Linked DNA regions of Homo sapiens: region 2 is linked to region 1. Evidence: chromatin contacts called from ENCODE Hi-C or POLR2A ChIA-PET data. All regions are on one chromosome and are shown on one strand. Each heading gives the region's core, a stretch centred on a gene start or an enhancer-like site at or near the end of the contact. The rest is flanking DNA. Distances are from core to core; before and after follow the strand shown. Region 1 overlaps PCCA (propionyl-CoA carboxylase subunit alpha). Region 2 overlaps PCCA (propionyl-CoA carboxylase subunit alpha).

What was found. A loop is a pair of places that touch in the nucleus more often than their neighbours do. ChIA-PET counts read pairs that join two places held with the same protein, here RNA polymerase II (POLR2A). Pooled maps may share reads with other maps.
Region 2: a loop to region 1 is called in a map of HCT116, with 8 times the contacts of the local background. The contact joins two enhancer-like sites. A Hi-C loop is called at or near these places in 2 of 168 maps with a recorded cell type or tissue (HCT116 and astrocyte of the cerebellum), 2 of 37 single-sample maps with no recorded cell type and 7 of 50 pooled maps. POLR2A ChIA-PET finds 5 or more read pairs at or near these places in 3 of 52 experiments (H1, Panc1 and activated naive CD4-positive, alpha-beta T cell).

Annotation. Positions count from the first base shown.
Region 1 is chr13:100,345,852-100,350,275 of GRCh38, forward strand. All of the region lies in intron 18 of PCCA (propionyl-CoA carboxylase subunit alpha), which reads left to right. The region is part of intron 3 of LOC105370335 (a long non-coding RNA gene); the gene reads right to left. Among named protein-coding and RNA genes, the nearest start is that of PCCA-AS1, 130 kb to the right of the region's middle. Within about 2 kb of position 2,245, at least 2 of the 41 ENCODE cell types and tissues checked have a DNase peak (open chromatin) inside an H3K27ac peak, as active enhancers do; they include HCT116, where a contact is called at or near this core.
Region 2 is chr13:100,392,289-100,396,712 of GRCh38, forward strand. All of the region lies in intron 19 of PCCA (propionyl-CoA carboxylase subunit alpha), which reads left to right. LOC124903201 (a long non-coding RNA gene) reads left to right here. Exons shown (of 2, transcript XR_007063854.1): 1 at 1-427; 2 at 565-4,154. Among named protein-coding and RNA genes, the nearest start is that of PCCA-AS1, 87 kb to the right of the region's middle. RefSeq lists enhancers at 19-1,218, 487-781. Within about 2 kb of position 1,968, at least 6 of the 41 ENCODE cell types and tissues checked have a DNase peak (open chromatin) inside an H3K27ac peak, as active enhancers do; they include HCT116, where a contact is called at or near this core.

The sequences.
Region 1 (4,424 bases), core at 995-3,494:
TTTAAGAATTATACTAAATCTATTCTCCCTGTGCTCTAGAAATGGAACAACAAAGCCTGGATGACAAAATGTACATTTACAGCATCATTTACTGATTATTTTGACTCCACTGTTGAGACCTACTTCTCAAAAAAAAAAAAATTTTTTTTTCAAATGATTGCTGCTCATTGACAGTGCACCTGGTCACCCAAGAGCTCTGATGGAGAAGCACAAGGAGATTAATGTTGTTTTCACGCCTGCTAACACAACGTTCATTCTGTAGCTCATGGATCAGGGAGTCATTTTGATTTTCAAGTCTTATTATTTAAGAAATACATTTCACAAGGCGATAGCTGCCATAAATAGTGATTCCTATGATGGATCTGGACAAAGCAAATTGAAAACTTTCTGGGAAGGATTCACCATTCTAGATCCCCTTAAGAACATTTGTGCTTCAATGGGCAAAATAAAAGATCAACATTAACAGGAGTTTGGAAGAACTGGCTTTGAGGTGTTCAAGATGTCATTGAAGGAAATAGCTACAGTTGGGGTGGAAATAGCAAGAAAACTAGAAGTGGAACCTGAAGATGTGACTCAGTTGCTGCAATCTCGTGATAGAACTTGAATGGATGAGAGTTGCTTCTTATGGATGAGCAAAGAAATTTTGCTTAAAAAGCAAAGTTTTTAAGATGGACTCTGCTTCTGGTGAAGATGCTGTGAACATTGTTGAAAAGGATTTTAGAATATTACATTAACTTAGTTGATAAAGCAGCGGCAAGTTTTGAGAGGATTGACTCTAATTTTGAAAGAAGTTCTACTGTGGGAAAAATGGTATCAAACAGCATCACATGCTACAGGGAAACCTTTCATGAGAGGAAGAATCAATTGGTTTAGCAAACTTTATTGTTGTCTTATTTTAAGAAACTGCCGCAGCCTCCCCAGCCTTCAGCATCCATCAGCCTGATCAGTCAGCAGCTACCCTCTATCAGCAAAAAGATTATGACTCACTAAAGGCTCAGATGAGGGTTAGCATTTTTTTAGTAATAAAGTTTTTTTTTTTGGAGATGGAGTCTCGCTCTGTCGCCCAGGCTGGAGGGCAGTGGTGTGATCTTGGTTCACTGCAACCTCCGCCTCCTGTGTTCAAGCAGTTCTCCTGCCTCAGCCTCCCAAGTAGCTGGGACTACAGGCACATGCCACCACACCCCACTAATTTTTTTGTATTTTTTAGTAGAGACGGGGTTTCACCGTGTTAGCCAGGATGGTCACGATCTCCTGACCTTGTGATCCGCCTGCCTCGGCCATCCAAAGTGCTGGGTTTACAGGTGTTAGCCACCACGCCAGCCTAAACTACTTTTTAATTAAGGTTTGTACATTGTTTTTAAGAGCTATCGCACACTTAATAGACTACAACACAGTGTAAACGTAACTTTTATACACATTGGAAAAGTAACAAATTCATGTGACTTGCTTTATTGAAATACTTGCTTCATTGCAGTGGTCTGGAACTGATCTCACAGTATCTCCAAGGTATTCCTATATACTAAAATGCATTCTGAAACTCTTAAGAGCAGGATATAGTTGGACTCTTACCTACACTCTTTTTTTCTTGTGAAAACCTTTTTCCTAAAAGCTCTTTGAAAAATTAATATTCCAATGAATGCTTTTGGGAAACACAGAGTATGTTATATTGTGATTTGTAGTGTTTTAGATAGTTTAAACACAACATTCCTTAGAGATTGTTGAAATATTTAGGGCAATTGCTTTATAAAGTGGAGGTTAAGAAGCAATCTTTATAGTCTTTGCTAATTTCTAGCTAAAATTGTAAATGTGATAATTGCTACATTAAAAAATTTAAGTATCTTATTTTTTAACTCATTATCTTTTAGAAGTTAGAAACAAAATATGTATTTATGAAATATGTAGACTGCAAGTTCACTTATCCAGATAATTGCACATTTATTTTCTATACAACAAGCAATTGTTCATTTTTGGTGAGTTTATTTTCTGTTGAAAAAAAGGTACTATCACTTATTTAGTATTATCAGTTTATTGTAAAATTGCTACACCCTATAACAGTGTAGAGCTGTAACATTTAGTAAATATAGTGTTCTTCTTCAGGAAGCATAATCTTGTGTAGCTAAGTGAAGCTATGTTTCTGGCTTGCTTACTGAGGAGGTCCTTGACACCTACATCATGAAAGCTGATGTACGGTGTTTGAACCTTCACATTTTGGCTTTAGAGTCATGTTTTCACAATCGGCTTGGGAATGGATTCTAAGAGTCACCCTCCAGGTGTGGCTCTGTATTGCTTTGTCATGGGTGTGTCCGTGAAATGTTTTTCCTTCCAAACCAGTAGCCCACAGCCCTTCCTTTGTGTTGCTTGTTTTGGCTGCTGATCTTATTTTCCCAATTTCTCTATGGGCTTCACTCTTTCATCATTTATGACTTGGAAAAACACATTAATAATACATACCCCTAGTATTTGGATAGTAAAACAATAGTGGTTCATTTTAGAAAAAAAGAAAAGTTAATGTCAGAAACAATAGCCATTTTTTGGGGGATGACTATAAAATGAATTTGATGAGCTCAATCTTTTTCTGACTTACCATGAAGGCTTCTTTTTAATAATTATTCTTAAACACTTATATTGACAGAAATGAATCATTAAAAGCTAGTTATATTAAACAACCACTTTTTTTAAAAGCTAAAATGATTTTGTTGACATTGTAGTTTGATATAATAATTTGTTTCACTAACTGGTAATGATTGGAAGAAAAAATAGTAAAGGTAACATTTTAATCATTTTTAGTAATCTTTATTTTTGCTCAAAATGTCTGTTTTTTCTTGGATCTGGATTCAGCTTTCTTGAGAATCAGCTTTTACTTTCCGTTTTTTTTCCTTTCTTTCTTTCTTTCTTTCTTTCTTTCTTTCTTTCTTTCTTTCTTTCTTTCTTTCTTTCTTCCTTCCTTCCTTCCTTCCTTCCTTCCTTTCTTTCTTTTCTCTCTCTTTTTCTCTTTCTCTCTTCCTCCCTTCCTCCCTTTCCTTTCTTTCTTTTCTTTCTTTCCTTCCTTCCTTCCTTCCTTTCTTTTCTTTTCTTTTCTTTTCTTTCTTTTCTTTCTTTTCTTTCTTTCTTTCCTCAGTCTTGCTCTCTCATCCGGGCTGGAGTACAGTGGTGTGATCTTGGCTCACTACAGCCTCTGCCCGCTGGGCTCAAGCAGTTCTCCTGCCTCAGCCTCCCAAGTAGCTGGGATTACAGGCATGCACCGCCAGGCCCGGCTAATTTTTGTATTTTTTGTTTGTTTGTTTGTTTTGAGACGGAGTTTTGCTCTTGTTGCCCAGGCTGGAGTGCGATGGCGCAATCTCAGCTCACCGCAACCTCCACCTCCCAGGTTCAAGCAGTTCTCCTGCCTCAGCCTCCCAAGTAGCTGGGATTACAGGCGTGCACCACCATGCCTGGCTAATTTTTTTTGTAGTTTTAGCAGAGACTGGGTTTCTCCATGTTGGTCAGGCTGGTCTCGAACTCCTGACCTCAGATAATCCACCCACCTCGGCCTCCCAAAGTGCTGGGATTACAGGCGTGAGCCACCGTGCCTGGCCTAATTTTTGTATTTTTCGTAGAGACTGGGTTTTGCCCTGCTGGCCAGGCTGGTCTCAAAATCCCAACCTCAGGTCATCCACCTGCTTTGGCCTCCCAAAGTGCTGGGATTACAGGCATGAGCCACCACGCCCGGCCACTTTCTGGTTTCTACTTTATCCTCATAATTTCCCTCTTGGTATTTGAGCAGGGGTTAAAGACTCAGAAAAAGAAACAACTTCACTATGGCCTATAATATTAATGGAAATACTTCAGCCTGAAAGGTTAAAATAAAGCACTCCCTTTGGTGGAGGATGACTTTGGCTGCATGGAATCAGTGTACTTTGTGCTCAGGCTTAGGAGAACATATCAAGTATCACGGCTGGCTACACAGCCTGGTGTCAGTTTAACTCTTTCAGCCACAGTAGCATAACGGGAAATTACTTCCTCTTGGGTTCTTTGTATGTGCAGTCATTGTGTCTGCATTTGTATTGTATTATCTTTCCTCATCTGGCTTCCTGATAAAATGGAGAATCGATTTTTTAGTGATTTCTGCCTAGCAGAGACAATTATCTGTTTATTTTTCTTTGCCTTTCCTGGTTTCAGATATAGAATTTATTCACCTGTTATTAAATTTTCAATTAGATGATAAAAGTTTAAGGTTTTTGAAATATGATCTTAACCACTGAAAGATGAGTGGGGTGAGAAACATAGAAAAAAGTAACCGTGTGAAAATAATTCCCAAGGAAAAGCCGGTATTGTTGAACGGGTACATACTGGCTCTTTTACTAAGATGTCTTCTGAATTAAAAGAGCATGTGAAATTATAACACATTTATACGTCAATGAAAATAAAACAACTTATCATAACTC
Region 2 (4,424 bases), core at 718-3,217, 46 kb after region 1:
TTAATAAATTAGAATGTTGTCTCCAAAAAATACAGGCAGATATGCGTTGACAATTGCCTTTCATACACCTTAACAAACTAGTTACATAATGGGATATCAAAATTCAGTCAATGTGTTTGCTAGTTTAATTTGTTGTGATTAAAGAAAACAATGATTTTATTTATAAATTTAGCACCTAGGAAATGTGATTTCAAATATCAAAGCATAGGCATTTTTTACTCTTTTTAAAATTGAAGGGTCAACAAAATCTGCCTTATTCTTCACAGTTTTTTCTCTGTCAGTAATGTAGCAGTGTGTTAATTTCCAGAAATTTAATCTCTTCTATAAAATTTCCTGTGACCTGAAAACTTTTGAATTGGAGTTAATTTACCAAACTGTCATGGAATGCCTGAAATTTCCTTGGGGCAGAGGAGGTAGCAGAGAGGTGGTAAGTTACCATGTTTCCATTGTGTGAATAACTGATAAGTGGGATTCCAAACAGAATCCATGTAGCGTTTTAATGAATTCACATTTGGAGAAAAAAGTCACAGACTTTCAAAACTTACAGGAATTTGGCTGTCCTAGGGCAACTCCTCACTTAACAGCAAGAGGGGATGAGAAGGTTGAGTGACTCACCCAGGGAAGTGACTCACCCAGGGAAGGTCAAGTGACTCACCCAAGGTTACTTGGTAAGTAAAGAGAGAAGCCAGAAGCCTGGGGCCTCCTGACGGCTCCTGCTTCTCTTTTTACTAAGGTCTTCTGCCATGGGAAGAAACTCTGAATGTTAGCAACCATCTGGATGGTGTTAGTTGTATGTCTCTCTATGTATGTTGAAAAGAAAATGTTGAAGAATTGAATTTCTCCTGCTTATGGGTTGTGTCACATTTAATAGCGTTCTTTAAGAAAAAAACACGATTGCTCAATATGATTATATGAGCTCACCATAACCAATGACAGGCAGAAAATCCTGGGAGGATAGACACTAACACCACATTATCCTGTTGGGATAATATCCCAAATTCTGAATATAACTTTCTTTTACCACTTTAAAGGCCAAAAAATGGCTGTTAAATGGAGTATTTTTGTCAAACCAAGTTTTTAAAGTTTTCAGCAGCTGCTTCTGCTGGCTTTTATTAACTACTGAAGAGTCTTTTTTTTTTTTTTTTTTTGAGATGGAGTCACGCTCTGTCACCCAGGCTGGATTGCAATGGCGTGATCTCAGCCCACTGCAACCTCTGCCTCCCGGGTTCAAGCGATTCTCCTGCCTCAGCCTCCCTAGTAGCTGGGTTTACAGGCGCCCGCCACCGTGCCTGGCTAATTTTTGTATTTTTAGAAGAGATGCGGTTTCACCATGTTGGTCAGGCTGGTCTTGAACTCTTGATCTCATGATCTGTACACCTCGGGCTCCCAAAGTGTTGGGATTACAGGCATGAGTTACCGGACCCTGCCTACTCAAGAGTCTTAATTGAACATCAAAATCCTGGTTTTGTTTATAAGGAAAAAAAGTTAATGGTGCAACTAGGACTAATTCTTTGATTAATTTTTTAACCACTTCTACTTAGCAAGTATATGAAACACATTAAAGACTGATGCATCTGTTTTGTTTTTGTTTTGAGATCAGGTAGAAGATCTACAAAACTAGTTGGAGGCTGGAAAGAAATTTCAGATAGTGATACATAGAAATGTTCTGCCTTAACTCTGAATTTTTAGTCATGAAATAGTGCAAACTCTTAACATTACTTTTGTGGAGCTTTGTAGTCCATAAAAATAACATTGTTGTAGAGCCTCTGTATGCGTCAGCTGTGACTGAGTGTTTTGATGTCTTAGCAAAAGGCAGAGGAGTGCTTTCCTTTGAAATGTGTGAGGCGGTTTGAGATGCAGCTTCTCAGATGGATTTAATTAGTCCTTCGTAGAACTGGATGTCCGTTTGTTGCAACTGAATTCTCATTTCATTCATCCATAACTAGAAACACCTCGCTTCAAACGGGTTTCTTCAAAGAAAGAGGGGTTTAGGGTTCTATGTTGTACTGCTTTTTGATGTTGGTTTCCCTTTAACTGAGAAGACCTTATGTTTATACAACTGTTATTATTAAGAAAACACAGCTTTCTTCAGCGAGGTTCCTTTTGCATCAGCGCTGGTTCTTGGTGGCAGTCAGAGGTCTGTGGAATGGATCTCTGTCAGACTATCACAGCAGCTGTGTGTTTGCAGATTTTGCTTATGAGAGGCATGAACTGAAAATAGGCGTAAACTTGAGTAATTCCCTAAACCCAAAATATAAGATAGAAACCAGTAACTGAATCTGGTAACAGGGTAGTTGTTTGTTTCAGAAGCTTATATTAACCACAAAAACAAAGTGAATCAACTAACAAGGGTTACCATGACCCAAATAGTAATTGCATTTTGATTCACTTTGCCTACAGTGCACAGGTCAGGTCTGCTTCTCAATAAATATGTTGAAAGAATGAAATATATCCTTCATAGTAAAATTATGTTTTTTAAAAAATATGTCCTACTACTAATATTTTTTAAATTATCCCTAAACCTTCACATTTCATTAGAATAGCTACTTCAATTTACTCTGAAAAAACTGCTTTCTTGTCTTTCCAGTTTGTGTGTCCAGGGTCTGACGTGCTCCATCATCAAGGCAGCTTTTATCTTCTGTGTCCGTGATTCTAATTACATTTCAGGGGGTTGTGATCTCTCCCAGAATCCCGTTCATGCATTGTGTTTAGGATGAAATGCTTGAGGGGGTTTGGGGCTGTACACTCATGGGCACAGGTTTGCATATCTAAAACTTTCTTTGCTCTAACATCCTGATTTGTATAAAAATCCTAAAAGCAAATTTCAGACTTCTAATTATTCTTTGCCTTTAAGGAAAGACAAAATTAATTTAGACTGTTCAAGCTTAAAATTATCCCAAAGCCACAGATCACACTGAAAACACATAGTAATATAGCCCACAAATTATTTTGGTGTCTTGTTTCCATATTCCATCCAAGAGTCTGTAGAATCTGTAGGCTTATATTTCTGTCTTGTTTCTTAGCCATAACTGATCTTTTCCATCTTATTCACCAGACTCAGCACTGCGTAACTGTGGCAATTTCTGAAACTCAGTGGCAAGGGATATACCACCATTGAAGAGATTAAAAATAATCAACAAAGGCTTTAAAAAGTTTAAAAAATGTATTTGGAGCAATAATAGCAATAGGTCAGAAAAAGTTTTCACGGAAAGGGCCAATATACAATTAGGTTTCCATCTCTGTATTCTTGATTGTGTGTTTTATGTCTTGTGACTATCTTGTGGAGTTCCTAATTTTAAAAGAATTATGGGTGTGGCTCAGGAATATTTTATTACATTTGTGTAAATTAAATAATTTTTTAAAATTATGGATGTGATTTAAATATTCTTTTAGTGGTTCTGCCTTTGGTACAGTGTTCCATGATTTTGTAATGTTTTTATTTGTTGAAAAAGCTCTAAAAATCTTGGTAGAAATATAGAATCTCAGAAGGCAGAACATTTGGTAATTATCTTTTATATCAATTTGCAAGACAACTTGTTAGGGAGCCCTATTTCTAGTAGTTGAAGTTAATAAGTAACAAATCACAGCAATCACGTTTTTTATCATGCAGAGTGGGCAGTCTTATAAAAAAGAAACGTCAGTCTTTTTGGATATAGGGACACAAGCAATCATAGTTTTCCTCTGTTATCTTTAGTTTGTAAAAATCAACCTATCTACCATCAGCATTTACCCACAAGGTTTAGTTTGGAGTTACCTAAGGGGATGGTAGAGAAACAATAATTTAACGTTATGCTGAAAACAATAGTCTCTGAAGATAGAGAAACCTCTGTCACTTACCAGTTGTGTAAAGTTGGAAAAGTTACTTAGCCTCCCTGAACCACTGCAGCAGTGGTGTTTACCTGAATGTTGGCATAGAGGAAAACCAAGGGTCACGAGGCAGGTGGACTTGAGTTTAAATACCAATCCTGAACCTGCTGGCTGTGGAATCCAGCAGAAGTTAGTTATCTTTTCTTAGCCTTAGTTTTCCTTATCTGTAGAATAGGGATAGTATTCTCCAGGGTTTTTGTAAAAATTAAATGAGATTTTATATAAAGGCTCTAGTACAGTGGCTGATGTAATAAGCACCCCAGAAATGATTTCTCTTCCCTCTAAAACACGGATATTTTGCTTTTTAAAAGAAGCTAAAGTAGCTTTTACTTTGCAAGCAGTTCTTTTCCATTGTATGAAAAATTCTTGGAAAGTTTTAAAAATAAGACAAAAGGGAGCCACAGTGGCCCAGGCCTGTGGTCCTGGCACATAAGCAGCCGAGGCTAGGCGTTCGAGGTTAGCCTGGGCAATATAGAAACCTCTTATCTATATAATAAAAATAAGACAAAAAATAAAATGTGCCAACATATATTAGCAAGGTTTGTCAGTACTGATTA